Regions from separate parts of the Homo sapiens genome. Here region 1 is linked to region 2. A link is a loop called in an ENCODE intact Hi-C map of the cell type or tissue named here. Cell type or tissue: PC-9. All regions are shown on one strand.

What was found. Peaks named below come from ENCODE experiments on the same cell type or tissue, not always from the same donor. Only the 100,000 strongest peaks of a DNase experiment are listed, where the experiment ranks them.
Region 1: a loop joins it to region 2, with 5 times the contacts of the local background. A loop is called at or near these places in 4 of 110 quality-filtered maps.

What each region holds. Positions count from the first base shown.
Region 1 is chr3:178,382,175-178,390,174 of GRCh38, reverse strand. LOC105374235 (a long non-coding RNA gene) reads left to right here and starts at 4,882. Exons shown (of 11, transcript NR_188692.1): 1 at 4,882-4,968. In PC-9, CTCF peaks have their summits at 4,435 and 4,641 (motif pointing right); a DNase peak (open chromatin) is centred at 7,544; H3K27ac peaks cover 808 bases.
Region 2 is chr3:177,610,762-177,618,761 of GRCh38, reverse strand. All of the region lies in intron 2 of LINC00578 (long intergenic non-protein coding RNA 578), which reads right to left. Among named protein-coding and RNA genes, the nearest start is that of LINC00578, 170 kb to the right of the region's middle. RefSeq lists an enhancer at 7,951-8,000. In PC-9, no CTCF peak of the experiment used is centred here; DNase peaks (open chromatin) are centred at 3,541 and 7,258; H3K4me3 peaks cover 626 bases; H3K27ac peaks cover 3,353 bases.

The DNA of each region.
Region 1 (8,000 bases), 770 kb before region 2:
TATGTATAGTAAACTACCTTTGGTGTTAAAAATGAATAAAATTGCTTGACTATGCAAAGGATTTCATTGGAAGGATACATAACAAACAGTGGTTTTGAGTTAGAGGATAGCAGTGGTGGAAGATTTACATGTAACCAAATATTCTTTGGCATTTTTGAATTTTGTAATGTTCATGTTAAATATGACAAATTAAACATTTTCAAAGATAAAATAAAAACCCTGAATGAAGATATAAAACTACCTCGATGTTTACAGATTGAAAGTCGTGAGGATAAAGCACTTGCTCCAAATCATACACGGCTAGTAAATGGTCAGCCAGGACCCCCTCAACTACCCAGGATTTCTTCTTCCAGGCTTCATTGAAGGAGGGAAGAAAACAAAGGATTCACAAGCAAATTTAGCCCAGGAAGCACATTCTTTACTGCTTGTTAGTGTTTGGCTTAAGTCACCTTGAGCATAAGATTTTTAGTCTGAATATCATTCAGTTTCTGAATGTAGCTTGTAACTTTCAAAAATAGTTGAGGATAGGAAACTAGTTTGGGGAGATAAGTTGTGAAAAGTCCAGTGTAAAGAAGGTAAATAGCTGAGAAACTAGAGAGACTCAATAAAACCTATATAATATTTGGTAAAAATAAAAAAGTATATATGTAATGACCAGAGCTATTGTTATGAGATAATGTTTATGTACTAGTTAATGCTGACACATAAGAATGTCACATTCCTGCACAAACAGGTGACCACATTCCAGCTGGGCACCATGTAGGTAGAGTGACAACAAAGGACTTTAAAACGTTTTCTGTATTAATTGCAGAGGAGAGAATGGAGTCCACTGTGCAGAACACTGAGAAGCCAAGTGTCTCACTCAGAGTAGAGACATAGGGCTAATAATTTACCAATAACATCTGGAAGGAAAGCAATGCTTTTCATGGCAATAGACTTCATTACTTTGAAATATATTTGTTGGTTTTTGAAGTTAGATAGAACTGAGTTATACCTCAGCCCAAAACTTACTAGCTGTGTGCAAAGGGACTTGTTCTTTGATAATGTAGAGGCAAAGCAACATTGATTAGCCTTAATTTTTTTCATCTGTCAAATATATATTGTAATACCACGAACATTCATTTATTAATTCAACGAGCTACACAGTAGACAGTGTTCCAGGCATGGGTGGTTCCATAGTGTATAAGAAAAAAATGTCCCTGCATTCATGAAACTTATCTTCTACTAGGGGATAACTAAGTGAAATAAACACAATGCTGTGTTTACTAGAACACTTAGTACGGTAAACCCTGAATGAATGATATTACTTATATTATAGTCATAAGAGTATATATATATATATATATATATATGCTAACATTATTTATTATTTTCATTATTTCAATGAGTAGCTAAACAAAGTTCTAGTCTGAGTTTTAAAGGTCTTGGCACAAACTCTAACGGAGCAATAGCAACATAGCACCCACCAAAGGGGAACCAGACAAAAGCGGAACTCAGTCCTTTAACTCCATTGGCAAAGGAGTTCCCTCAGTCCTTAGCAAAGAGGTATTCAGTCTCAGAAGCAACCTAACAGTCTTTCTTAGTTGTGTCCTATATGTTGTAAGCCACATCTGATTCTCATTATAGTGCAGGTTTCAGTTCTTTACAGTAAAACCTTCTACCATTTTTACAAAATATTGAGTCCCAGTCCCTTTTAATATGGTTCTGTATGGATACCTAGATCAGGAGAACACAAGTCTGTGTACTGAGTGGAAAATGAAAGGACCATTCTTTGTTAATGAGGGTACATATTTCCCCTGTAGTTAGAAAATTTCAATTTGATGGGCTTAAGAAAATGTGCCTCTTTCAAAAGAAATTATGACCTTCCTCTGACCTTTATTATTCATTTAACATTTATTGAGCAAGTCTTTCATATCGCTCAGAAAAGAATAAGGAAATGGTGAGGCAGTAGATGGAGTCTATTCTGAATCTCAAAAGCCTTTTGATTTCATCCCTCAAGGGTTTGTGAGGAGACATTGATAGTCCAGCGGTGAAGTACAAAGCACAGGACTTTATCACAGAAGATTAAATCACTGAAAACTATGCTGGGAATCTACTGAGTTCTCTTTTTGAATGAGAAAAATGGTATTTTTAAGGGCAAAGTAGAGAAGGGTAAATTTGCTTGTATTAATTATACAATTAGGACATCAATATTAAATAGTCCAAGTGCACTTAAGATAATAGTGGCGTTCACAGAAATGAAGTGACGAGATTTCAGAAGTTTGGATTACCAGGCCACAAAAGCAATAGCAACCCCCTTTCTTTTCTTTTTTAGCAAAAAGCTTTTGACCATTCATTTCCATTTAAGAGACTCAAACATATGGCATTACCCATTGCTCGGCAGGCATTTTCTTAATTGGAAAACACGTGTGCCTTTCTTTCGGATTCGTCAGGATACTCTGGAGAAAATGTTTTACCATCCGTGGATGTTCACTTCTCTTTCTCTTCATCTGCATCAGAAATTCTGTGTTAACAAACCCAGTTTCATTTGTGAAAGAGCAATTATGATTCTTAGCTTGGTTAAATATTTGTGCCAAAGGTGAGAAAGGGAAAACTTCCTAGAATTCAAAAAGAATGCTTTTCAAGTTTTCACCATATCCATTTCAAAGGAAAATTGTATGAAAAAGGTAATTGAGAGACTCTCATATTTATAAATGGTTCCTTGGAAATAAACAGGTCTTTTCAAAGAGGCGGAAATGGCCTTCCACTCCCTCTCTTGCCATCTAGAAATGGATTCAAAAGGAGATTCTTTATCGCAGCCAAGTGTTTAGGGGTTTAAGGGAGAGACACTACTCAGAAAGGTTTCTGGCTGTCCAACAGCCCTTTTCTTTAGTCTCCCAGCAGACTCTGGGGGAGGATGTGAGTAGGATGATCCAGCTGGGACATCTTGGATGGCAGTAACCTAGTATGTACTTGAACACTTCTCCCTAACCTCATTACCATTGCACTCCAGGAGGATTGCATACTAGGGAGCAGATGCTGTAACTCTTCTCTTCTAATGTGACCACAGGAAAGTTTGCTTTGAAGGGACTTTTTGAAGTACAAAGTATGAAGGTGAAAGATTAAAGGTCTTATAACACAAAGAAGATCTATCACATCTCCTGCCACCCCAGAACTGACAATATTTGCTCAAGTTCAGTGTTTTTGTGATCGATGTGTGGGTCATTTTTATTTCCAGTGGCTGTCAGCCTAAGACTACAGGACTTGCCAGTCCTAGTAATGCAAATTTGCATTGTATCTCCATTTTAAGGGGCCCAAAACACATTGCCGTATTTCTCTGCCTGTTTTCTTATCCTCTCATTAGATAATGCATGTCTATTTGTTGCAACACAATTCTAGGCAATGGTGGATAGAAAGTAATTACAGTAGTCTGAAGAGATTGCTTAAAGAGACTGGCCATAGTGAAACCAGTGTCTAAGGTTTCCATCTGCCTGTCTAGCCATCTCTGAAGGCTTTGGGCAGTGTGACAGAACATAGAATTTGGGGCCAGCCTACCTAGGTTTGAGTCTTAACTCTACCTGCTAGGGACTGTGTGGCTTTAAGCCAATATTTTTATGTCTCTGTGTTTCTGTTTCTTTTTCTGTGGAAACGGTGAAGAATAATAGCTACTTCTTAGAAGAGTTGGGAGGGTTAAATGAGCTCATACATGAACAGCACTTAAAACAGTACCTGACACGTAGTAAGTGGTATGACAGAGTTTGCTATCGGCCGGGCATAGTGGCTCACGCCTGTAATCTCAGCACTTTGGGAGGCCGAGGCAGGCGGGGATCACAAGGTCAAGAGATGGAGACCATCCTGGCAAACATGGGGAAACCCCGTCTCTACTAAAAATACAAAAATTAAACGGGCATGGTGGGGTCGCCTGTAGTCTCAGCTACTCCGGAGGCTGAGGCAGGAGAATCACTTGAACAAGGGAGGCGGAGCTTGCAGTGAGCCGAGATCGCGCCACTGCACTCCAGCCTGGGCAGCAGCGCGAGACTCCATCTCAAAAATAAATAAATAAATAAATAAATAAATAAATAAATAAATAAATAAATAAATAAATAAATAAAAGAGTTTCCAAGAGTTTCCTATCACTATTACTAGTTCAGGTTTTGTTTGTTTTTTACAGCCTGACCTTCAAATGTTTTATGCACTCCTTGAGGTTGTGTGCAAAATTTAGTGTGGCTGCTCAAATATAAAATTTCCTGGCCGAGTATTCATACTGTTTATCGAAGTCATCTATGAATTTTAAAAGTTTGGGAACTACTGTGCCAGGCTCTGCAGGTCTCCTAACACGAATAGATAGCTTCTATCATTAGTAAAACTCAGTGAACCATTATGAGTTTTGATTCCTACAAACACGAATTAGATCTTCAAGTAAAATAGTCCTTAAGAATTTATTTATAACATACATGAAAGCTATAGGTGAGATATGTTCATTTTGTTTTCTACAGCTTTCTTTGAATCATTTTTTAAAAATACACAATTATCAACAGCAGCTACCTAGTGAGATCAATGGGCCAAATTAATCAAAGAGAGCGTACCACACTGAGCATCACAAAGATTTGAGAATTTCCCCCAGCTTTTGAGCTGGCCTGCATTAATGCAGTGACCCACTAGATGTCAATGTTTCCATGAGAATGAATAAAGACATTCTGTTGTTATCCTTGAAACAGGATTAATTGATTGCTATAAAAAGTTAGATGAAATAAAATGTTCTCCTTGCTCTTCAAACTAAGATAAGCTAATAACTTTGGACACAATTTCACTCCTCTGCATTCACCAAATGTCCAATTACATATCCTCCCTGCCTGGACCTTCAGAACAATATAAAACTGAATGAAGGCTATGAAAGAAGTCACAGGAGGATTTTTGCAGAGCTTCCATCCAGTTCAGAAACAAAGCAATTCAATACATGTCTTCAAGATTTCTAAAGGCAATGACTTAGTAAGTAATGTTCTTCCCATATCATCCTCTATGTCCTTTTATTCTGCTTTATTTGATACATTTTTAAAAATGTCTGTGTGAAAACAATGTTTTAGCTATCTTTGTTCAAGTAGGCTTGCTTAATTGGGACAAAGAAGATCCTATTTGAATCATAAGTCAGCCAGGAATACTTTCGTGTTTTCAGATGTTCTGTTTTCACCATTTATCTGAGCACACATTTTAGATTATGTGCCTCAGCCGTCAGATACAGACAATCAGGAGAGCCACAAAGAGCCATCTAAAGAGGGAAGAAAACACAATAGATGGGATATGGGAAAAAATATATAACTAGAACATCTAAATGAGTGAGGAGGATGCTGAAAGCATTAATGCAGGGAAAATACCAGCACACGGGCTCCTTTATCTCCCTGCTCTTGTGGTTTCATTTAGTACATGTCCCTTTTCCTCCTGAGAGCAGAGAGCAAAGCAAATGAGACTTTATAGGATTCCATTGCATGTGCACTGAAACTTCTCCAACGTCAAATATTGCTTTCCTGGGGATATAAAGTCTACTGTGTGTAGTAAAGAACCAAACCTAGGATGTTCATCAAATATATGCTTGAGGTAAAACACAGAGATTGATTAGGGTGGAAATGTTTTTCTAATAAAACAGTAGGAAAAATGTGTTCCAAGAATTCAGTCATCTCTGGTTATTTTCAGCGCTGAAAGCAGATGGCCTCAGAGGCTGAGCTGGACACTGGTTCAGAAATGTAACACAAGGTTAACACTAACATATGCTGTCGTTCATGGGCTACCAGAGTTCCAAGAAATATACGAATTTATCCCAGTAAGACCCTTCTCTGAAATATTTTCTCCGTGCATTTTCTAAAAGTTAATGTAAGCAAGGCTTAAATGGGCTCAGGAAAAGGGGACATTTTATTTCCTTTGGACCCACTGGGAAACTTCCACAGTATCCAGTCTCTTTTCTCTGTCTTTTACAGTTTTCTCTGACATGTTGAAAGTAGAAGTGGTTATTTGTCAATGACAGTTTATTATTTTTATTCAGACAATATTTCAGTTTAATAGTCTAAGCATTTAAAATGTAATTCTTCATTTTAAAAGCAATATAGACAAATTATTAATCTAAATCTAGGATGCTAGACTTAAAAATATCCATCTAATTAATGTTATGGTGAGGTTTAGGGGTAGCAGTTTCTAGTAAGACTAACCATTTCCAAATATTTTCCCTTGCAGCCTGTCACTGATATCTGAAATGAACCAATAAGAGACTCATAAAAGAAATAGCTTTGCCATTAACAGAGAAGTCCATTTATCAAATTACTATCATTAATGTCTTAGTATGAACTCATTTATTTTCCTCTTTCTATGGAAAAGATGACCAAAACAGGGAAGTACATAGGGTTCTTCTTAGAGAAGGTGGTTTTGGTAGATTGCTCAGGATAGCGAAAGTCCTAAGAAACGCTGGATTTCTGGGGCTGTGAGAGAAATAGAAGCATCCAAAAATTAAGATGTATATCTAAAGATTTAGTAATAAAATACCAGGAGAATGTTTTTCTATACTTTTTCCAATTTTGCATTGGGAAGACCCTAAGAACAGGGTATTAGTTCCTGTAAACAATATAGCCAGTCCAGAGAAGTGCCATTTTTTTTCTAGTGCGAAATATAGAATAATAAGGAAGGAGTTATGGATTGAGTTATTGCTATGATAGTACATTGAGTTTAGGAAATTGCCTGACCTCCCGACTACTATGCTAGGGGCACTAGGGAAGATCAGCTGCCTCTCTCCCTCTTTCTCTCAATTGTGCATCCCACGCATAGGAACAGGATATCGTAATTTTAGAGGCAGATGAATGGTTTTCAAGAATCATTTTACCATTTGCATGCTCTGTTAACCTTGAGAATTTTCCTTAGCATTTCTAAACTTCAATTTTCTTCTTTCTAAAATGGAAAAAAAAAACCCACTATAATCTGTCCAAACAAATCATAGAGTGGTTTTAAGTTGACAACAACTATGTGCAAATGGGCTTTGTGAACTGTGAGGGGCTTTGCACAATCTCCTGAGTATATTATTTATATAAATAGTGTAATTATATTATTTCATGTTCTTTTAGGTCATGAAATCTGATGTAATTACAAGCAAAAAATACATCTGGTATTTACTAGGTTAGAAAGCATGAAAATGTGTGTAACAAGATTAGAAAAAGGTTACTTCTCCAAGAAAGGAAAAAACAAAAGAAAGAAATGCTGTGGGATTGTATTGGACTCCTGACAATGGCACCAACTTCACAATGTGATATTAATAGATTTTGAAGGATGGGGTGAGAGTGCCGAAGATATGACAGTATCCTTCTGGTGTTTTCTTTGGAGATGAAAGAGATAAGGCAATTTTTTAAATGTATATCCTAGATGCTTATTTAGCTCATGACCCTTTCAAAACATTTGCAATCACACATTTTGATGATTTTTCTGATGTGACTAAATCTTATGAGTTATTTTTATTAAGATCTTGCAAGGTTGCCAGACAACTAATTGTGGTGGAAAACAGCCAAGGAGCAGGGTCAAAGTGGTGCACAATGTGGACTGTTTCTCCAGCCTATTAGTTATCTGCATTCCTAATCATTCCAGAAACCTCTTTTAAATCTGAACAAATATTTGTCTGCATACTCTTCTCTTTTTTTTCAATTTTTGTGTCTGTGTCATGTGTGCATTTATAACTTACTTATCTCACTAGATTGCCATCTCCTCCCAGGCATAGTCTGTGTCTTGTCTTATCTTGAAGAGTACTGGTAGGATCTAATATAAGTTTAGGCACACAGGTCTTCCTCTAACATGGATCCTTTTGGTTGCAGGAAAAGGAGTTTGGGTTGTAGATAGGACTAACCTCCTCACTAGATGTACACATTTTACAATTATCTTTACAAAATTTGCTCCTTATCTTCTCATGATGACCTCAAAGAAGAAAAGAAACTTAGCTTATTCCTTCACATGGATTCGTGCATCAAACACTATTGAGTGCATATTGCATGCCAGGT
Region 2 (8,000 bases):
GTGCCAGACACCATGTAAAGAGACAAAGATGTAGATACACAGACTCTGCGCATGTGGGGCATAATATATAGTGGTGGGGAGGAGGAGAAGATATATACAGATAGGTATTAAACCAGGTGGAAGGTGTTGGGAAAAAGTACCTTAGGAAAGGCAAGATGAGATGCTCTGGATGTCCGGAGAAAGGTATGTTAATTAGAATGAAGAGGTCAGGAGAGATTTCAGGAAGGAGGTGGAATGAGAGCTGCATCATGAAAGGAAGGTGGGATGTGGACAAAGTGGAGAAGGTCTTAGAGTACCATGGTGCTTCATCAAGTGCCTTGTTGCCTAAAGTGTTCTGCTTCTTTCCAACCTGTGTCACGTGTAAGTCCATTTATACACTTAAACCAAAACTGAGTACATGAGAACATATATTTCTCACCCACACATTAAAATCAAGTTGAGGCCGGGTGCAGTGGCTCATACCTGTAATCCCAGCACTTTGGGAGGACAAGGTGGGCAGATCACTTGAGGTCAGGAGTTCAAGAGCAGCCTGGCCAACATGGTGAAACCCCATCTCTATTAAAAATACAAAAATTAGCAGGGAGTGGTGGCAGGTGCCTGTAATCCCAACTACTCAGGAGGATGAGGCAGGAGGATCACTTGAACCTAGGAGGCGGAGGTTGCAGTGAGATCGTGCCACTGCACTCCAGCCTGGGCAATAGAGCGACGCTCTGTCACTAAATAAATAAATAAATAAATGAAACGAAGTTGAATATTATCTCACAGTTCTATACAATCACAGTTTGCTTTTTATGCTGCTATTTATTTTTTCCATCTAAGTTGTCTTAGTGCACCATCTCCTTAAATTAACTACCAGAAAACAGGTGAAACCCATGAAACCTAGTGTTTTAGTGGAGCCATCCACTACTCAAGACCAATGTGGGAACCGCAGTCTGAATTATTTGACCTCATCAATAAGCACATTCCCACTTTGCCTATGAAGGGTGCTTATAGTAAAGAATCATCTCTTAGCCACTGTTCCACTGTGTCAATCTATGGAAAAATCAAAACGCACTTACTGAATTCATTTAAGTAAGCATTCACTGGGAAATTCCTACCCCAAAGACACTGTGTCAATTCGGAGGACTCAGGATGGCTCCCTGCAGGCATCTCACAGGCTGGAGGTGGAACTCACACCCACCTGTAATGCAGTGTATGATAATAGAGCTGTACACACAGATCCTTGGAAGCACAATACACAAGTACATCTAATGCCCACATTAAACTTTTAAAATGAAGCTGGTTTTCATTTGCATATGTAAATTCATATTCCTATTATTTGGGCTTCTAGTTGTAAGATAAGCTGAAAATGTTCTTCAGACTTTTTTGGTATTAGCTTTAGAACCTATTTATATATGAAGCACATGCAAAATATTAGTATTATTTTTTAAGCCATTTGCCAATATTGAAAAAATAACTGGTTTCATTTACTAAACTTGAATGTGAATGATATTTCACTTTGTCCAACATTCAAATATACTTTCACATCCAAAGATTTGCCACAATTGAGAATACTGAAAAATGTGCCACATATTTTGAAAGTAATTTTAAAACATATACATTGGAAAAGCATTTAGAAATGTTTGTGACAGTGGAATCATTTCAATGTACTTTCCTACCTCCTTTGTTATCTTTGTCCATTTTGTGTTGGTATAACAGAATACCACAGACTGGGTAATTTATAAAGAAAAGAAATTAGGCCCGGCGCGGAGCCTCACTCCTGTAATCCCAGCACTTTGGAAGGCCAAGGCGGGTGGATCGCCTGAGGTCAGGGGTTTGAGATCAGCCTGGCGAACATGGTGAAACCCTGTCTTTACTAAAAATACAAAAATTAGCTGGGCATGGTTGCGGGCGCCTGTAATCCCAGCTATTTGGGAGGCTGAGGCAGGAGAATTGTTTGAACCCAGGAGGTGGAGGTTGCAGTGAGCTGAGATCGGGCCACTGCACTCCAGCTTGGGCGACAGAGGAAGGATCCATCTCAAAAAAAAAAAGAAAAGAAAAGAAAAGAAATGTATTTCTCATAGAGTGCATGTGACAGAGAGGGAGAAAGAGCAAGACAGTGATGCAGCAGAACTTGCTTTTACGACAAACCCACTCTCGCAATAACTAATCCACTCCTGCAATAACAATATTAAGCCATTCATGAGGATAGAGCCCTCCTGACCTAATTACCTCCTGTGAGGCCCCACCTTCCAAGACTGTTGCATTGAGATTACATTTCCAACACATGAACTTTTGGGGGACACGTTCAAACCGTAGCATTTGTCTAGCAACTTCCTAATGTTCACAACTCAGATCCTGCCTCCTAGATTTCCCTCTGCACTCCCATGCTATTTTTTGAAACCTATAATTCCATCGCTAAAACCAAGTCAAAGACAACCATACCTTTGTTTCCTCATCTGCAGGAGGTGATAACCGATAGTATTCATAGAGGCAAAATAAATTAATGCCATGTAAGAACAGCATGTAAACCATAGTATCATAAAAGTATTCACTATCATTATTCAAGTAATTTTCACATAGTAGGTCACCAATATCGGATCATTGAATAAAACATATACCTTGTTCAATAGATATATCAGAATTTATACATCCAAAGGTTTGTTAGCCTCTTTCATAAAATGAGCTACAATCTCACTTCATAAGTTAAAAATAAACATTCATTGAATCTAAGCTACAGCTTTATGCATTGAAAACATTACCAACTTATTTACATAGCACATTAAAATTTTACAAAGCACATTTACAGGGAGAGAATTAATTTAATTTTCTTCCACACTATGTGATACAGCTCTAGTGCCAATCATAAATGACAAACCCTTAATACATTTGCCCATCTGGGCTCCTCTTTCCAAAGTACCTAAGTATCTAGTGAGGTGCAGTGGCTCATGCCTATAAATCCCAACATTTTGGGAGACCGAGGCAGAAGGATCATTTGAGCCCAGTAGTTCAAGACCAGCCTGGGCAACATAGGGAGACTCCCATCTCTACAAAAAATTAAAAAATTAGCCAGGCATGGTAGCACATGCTTGTGCTTCCAGCTACTCGGGAAGCTGAGGTAGGAGGATTGCTTGAGCCCAAGAGGCCAGGAGGTTGAGGCTGCAATGAGCCATGATCATGCCACTGCACTCAGTTTAGGAAACAGAGAGAGACCTTGTCTAAAAAAAAAAAAAAAACAAAAACAAAAACAAAAAAAACAGTTCTAAGTTGTAGTTGAAATCTGCAGTAACTGTTTAATCAATGAGCTTCTAATGGTCTTTTTATTATGATTATCAAATGTCTATGCAAACATTTCTTCCTCTGAACTTCACCCTCCTGAAAAGGGGCAACTGTGAATGACTATTCCCTTTCTATACCAGTTCCAATAGCACAGTGGAGAGGGGAGGGAAAAATAAACACACACATTTCTAACTTTCCAGCCTACTGACTGGTCTGCCCTTTCCCCTGGCCAACATCCTCAAAAATATGATAATGAAGTGGTTTGTGTGATTGTGAAAGAGTGTGTGCGTTTCCCTGGGCTGGAGCCAAGGGAGAGAAAGAAGGTATCCAAACACAGCTGCAGTTACCTCTCCCCGCTCAGTCATTTCAGGGAAATGGACTCAGCATATCTGGAAGGAGGTCAACTGGGGGACAAAATAAAAGGCTCTCTTGGTTGGTTGGTTCTGCACAGATCCTGAAAGCAGGCTTCAGGCCTATACTATAACAATCCCTCTGACTTTGGCAATAAAATGAAGGAGAAACATCACAGAAAATACCAAAGGAAGAACCAGTCAAATCCCATTATCACAAACTCCCAGAAATTTGTTTAATTATTTTAATATTTTCAATATAGCTGACTGGAGTGAACATTAGTTAACATGAGTAAGTGATAAATTGGATCTAAATTGTCATTTGTATCTATAGAGATGTTGCTATAAAGAAGTATGTCCAAGTTAGATTTTCACCTAGGCAGGTTGGGAAAAAAAAGATGAAAAAATATGTGCATTCTAACTATTTTCTACAAACTATATACATAGTAGATTATTCCATTGTTGACACTTCTGAATCATATGGCCATGGAAATTAAGGGGATCCCTTAATTGAACCCCTCAATTGAAAGAGGAGCAAACTAAAGCACAGAGTACATTGTCCATATAAACAACCACTTAGGGCTGCCATCTTCAATGGGAAGGTCTCTCTCAAGTTATAGACTGAAATCTAAGTCTGGCCCAGCATTCACTGGGCACCTTATTTTCTACCTACATTTTCATAAGATGTATCACAAACTTCAGCAATTATTTGTTGTGTACTATCTGCTATATATTTATGCAAGTTAACATTGAAATAATAAAATGAGAAGCCATTAGACAGGAACCCTGGGTTCCTACCTAAGGAAACTAAAACCTAGCTCAGCCTCATTTCATGCAAGAGGCTAATTTAAAAGAAATGAAACTTAAGCTCAACCAATCACATAGCCAACTGGGCATTGATTATTGTCTTGAACTTCCCACCAAGATAGTCCAAATAGGGCAATTTTCCAAACTTCAACCAATCAAATAATTTCTTTGCTCTGCTTTCTCATTCACCCTGTAAAAGCTTTTCCATCAACCACCTCTGCTGAAGCCCTGAACCACTTCCAGTCTAGAGCTGTCCAATTCATGAATTGCTGTCTGCCCAAATAAACTCTTTAAAGGTTTAATCTGCTAAAGTTTCTCTTTTAACATTAATCTTCTATTTAACATTACTATAAACTCCTTGAAGGCTACCACTATGGCAAAATGATTCTGAATCCTCCTGCTCCTGACACCTCCTGGGAACAGTGCTGAAAATCCAACATTGACTAAACCCCTTTCATTGGCAAATAGGCCCAGAGGGGCCAAGATGAGGGAGACAGACTCAAAAAAGCTCTTGTCCTCCTAAAGTTTAAAATGGAACAGGCAGAGCAACCTAAACAGCTCTAATACAATTTGCCATGGTAAAAGTATAGACAGTTCTGTGTGAATGCAGGTAACAGGGAGACTAATTCACCTGAGAGTATCTGACAAAAGATACTCAAAATATGATCCAAGAGCCAGCTCTCATTATTACTCCATATGAAATAAGTTCAGAAATTGAGAGTATTTATTTAGAAACTCTTACAGCAATTGACAAAGTAGAAATTCTACCTGCTGAATCTCATAATAAAAAATTACAACTTGTGCTTTGTGCTTTGTATGTCTGTGAGCAGATTGGAAATTTTCAAAAAAAAAAAAAAAAAAGGGAAAAGGAAGGAAGAGAGAAAAGGAAATTGGCCCTTCTGCACAAAGAAGTTGAGAAGAGTGGTCTTCAATGAATCAGGCTTGACCTAGTCCTTGCAGATGAGTAAGACTTCCACAGCTAACTATGTGAAAGAAGGGTGGAACGAGGACAGTCAGCAGCATCTATTCAGAAGGGGGGATTCCGGGAACAAATGAAGACAAACACAACTTGTGCAGTTGGAAGATATGAAGTGTGAGTATCCATGGACGTGTGGGAAGAGAACTCAGCATTAGTGAATGACGCAAAGGTTGGGAGATTTTATTCCAACCTGAAGAGTTTGCATCTCATAATGTTGGCAAGCAGAGAGCTATGAAAAGCTTTCAACTGGGAAGTGCTATAATAGAATCTGCACATGGATAAAGGATGTTCAGTAGCTACTTGCTAATTGAACTATTGCACATTTGCTATAGGGACTGTAAACTCAAATGCTTACCTAGGCCAGGCAGGTTCCATGCATAGGAAGGCAAGGTTATCAATCTAGCAAGCACTTGCCTCATCTAATGGGGCATCTACTACTCAGATCTTTCCAGCTGTTTTCATCTGGAGATGCACACCCAGTGTGCCACATCTCCAATTTTTCAAGAGAAGCTGAAAAGCTGGGTTTATATGGTAACTTCTAAATTACACATTAGCACTAACTTTAAAATTTTTTGGCCAAACAAAACAGGTCTGCGTGTTGGGTTTGTGGTCTAGTCCCCAATTTGCATTAGCACTAATTTTAAAAATTGTTAGAAGATACTATGAATTACACATTATCACTATGTTAAAGATTGTTAGAAGACACTATGAAGGCCAAACATGCTGGATTTTTTGTCCAGACCCCCAATTTGCATCTCTGTTTTAGCACAGAATAAAGAGAGGGAGGCACGGTGGCTCATGCCTGTAATCCCAGCACTTTGGGAGGCCAAGGTGGATGGATCACCTGAGGACAGGAGTTTGAGATCAGCCTGGCCAACATGGCAAAATCCCGTCTCTACTAAAAATACTAAAATTAGCCTAATGTGGTGGCACGCACCTGTAATCCCAGCTACTCAGGAGGCCGAGGCAACGAGAATCGCTTGAACTCAGGAGGCAGAGGTTGCAGTGAGCCAACATTGCACCACTGTACTCCAGCTTGAGTGACAGAGTGAGATTCTGTCTCAAAAAAAAAAAAAAAAAAGAGAGAGAGGAGAGAGAGAGGACTGTTACATCTGTCAAAGTGATCAACTGCTCCTCGTGTATTTTTTGGTCCCCAAAGCATACAGAGATTATTTTTAATACTCATGATGTGATGTCTGCACTGCCCTGTGTTGCTCTGTTTTCAAGGATGATTGCTGGCCTTACTGATTACCGCTGGTGTGTACTGATGTGCCCTAGTCTCGTATATACCTAAAATTCCTTCTTACACGGTTCAGCAGCAAAAATTATGTGCAATTAAATCATCCTTTATAGCTTTACAGCCTGTACTTCCATCACGAAGGGGTAGAGCAGTGTGTGATTCTTATTGCCTTCATCCCTTAAAGCCAGAGCACTTGTCATTCCTGGACCAAAACTGGGTGTCTCCATCCAGCCTTCAGTGGAATAGTGCTTCTTTCTGCCAGAGCATTTCACTATTCCCTTTTCTCTGAGGATTCTTGTGCACCTAATGTTGCCTGGGCTTGATTTCAGTCAAGATAAAGGCAGTATCGAGATGCAGCTTGTAGCCCCTTTAGGAAGCTTCCAAATTACGGGGCACTTAGAAAGGAAAAAGTTTTTCTTCCAATAGTTTCAGAAAAGAAAAAAGTCTGCCAGTAAATTTTAAATGTGTTTGTTAGAAAGCGTGGTGGGGGGTGAAGAGGAGAGGGAAATAAAAAGAATCAATAAAAACCCTCTTCCCAGCTGTTCATTCCACAGCCTGCATAAAGAATACACATCTTTTTGATTAAAGTGCAGCTTTCATGCCCTTCTCTGGCAGGCTGCCAAGCTGGCTTAAGGTGAGGTCTGCTATTTTAAGGTGGAATTGTTTGCATTTGACTTGAAAAGACTCATTATTCCATAGCTCACTTTTTCACACTGCCTCAGAGGGGAAGCAGCAATTTAAACCTGAAGAAACAATATGGAGGAAATGACCCTCGGCCCCTCAGGGAGAGTTTAAAAAACAAAAATCCAAATAACCTAATTCCACAGCTTTCACCATTCCCAGTGGCACTTCCTATGGTTCCAAGAAACTTAAATTCGACTTGATAGGGTTAAATGTCCGTAGACACTGACATCATAAATTCCCACAACAGACATTGTAAAAATCACTAAATCTTCAGATTTACTTAGTTTAGGTGGACTTTTTTGTTCATTTATCTTGTAAATGTATCCACTCAGAAATCCATATAACTGCTCAGACTTTGAATTGATTCCAGCAAAGGATAAACATTGTGGATTGCTAGCTGAGGTTTTTTTTTTTAAGCCTGGTTGGTTTTATATTTTTTTCACAAAATATCTTGGTCTTTTAGCCTGGGAAGTCATTGAGTCTGTGTCTGAAAAACAAATCACTGCACACATGCACAAATATGGCCAAGCTGTGCCATTAACCCTAAAATATGGCTGCCTGTCTCCGCTCCTCTGCTGTTCTAGAACACTTAGCTGGGCTCACTTCCTCTTAGCCAAGATGTGCTCCCTGCATTAGAATTGCCTGAGTTAATTATTGGATTTCTTAACCAACCCATTGTATA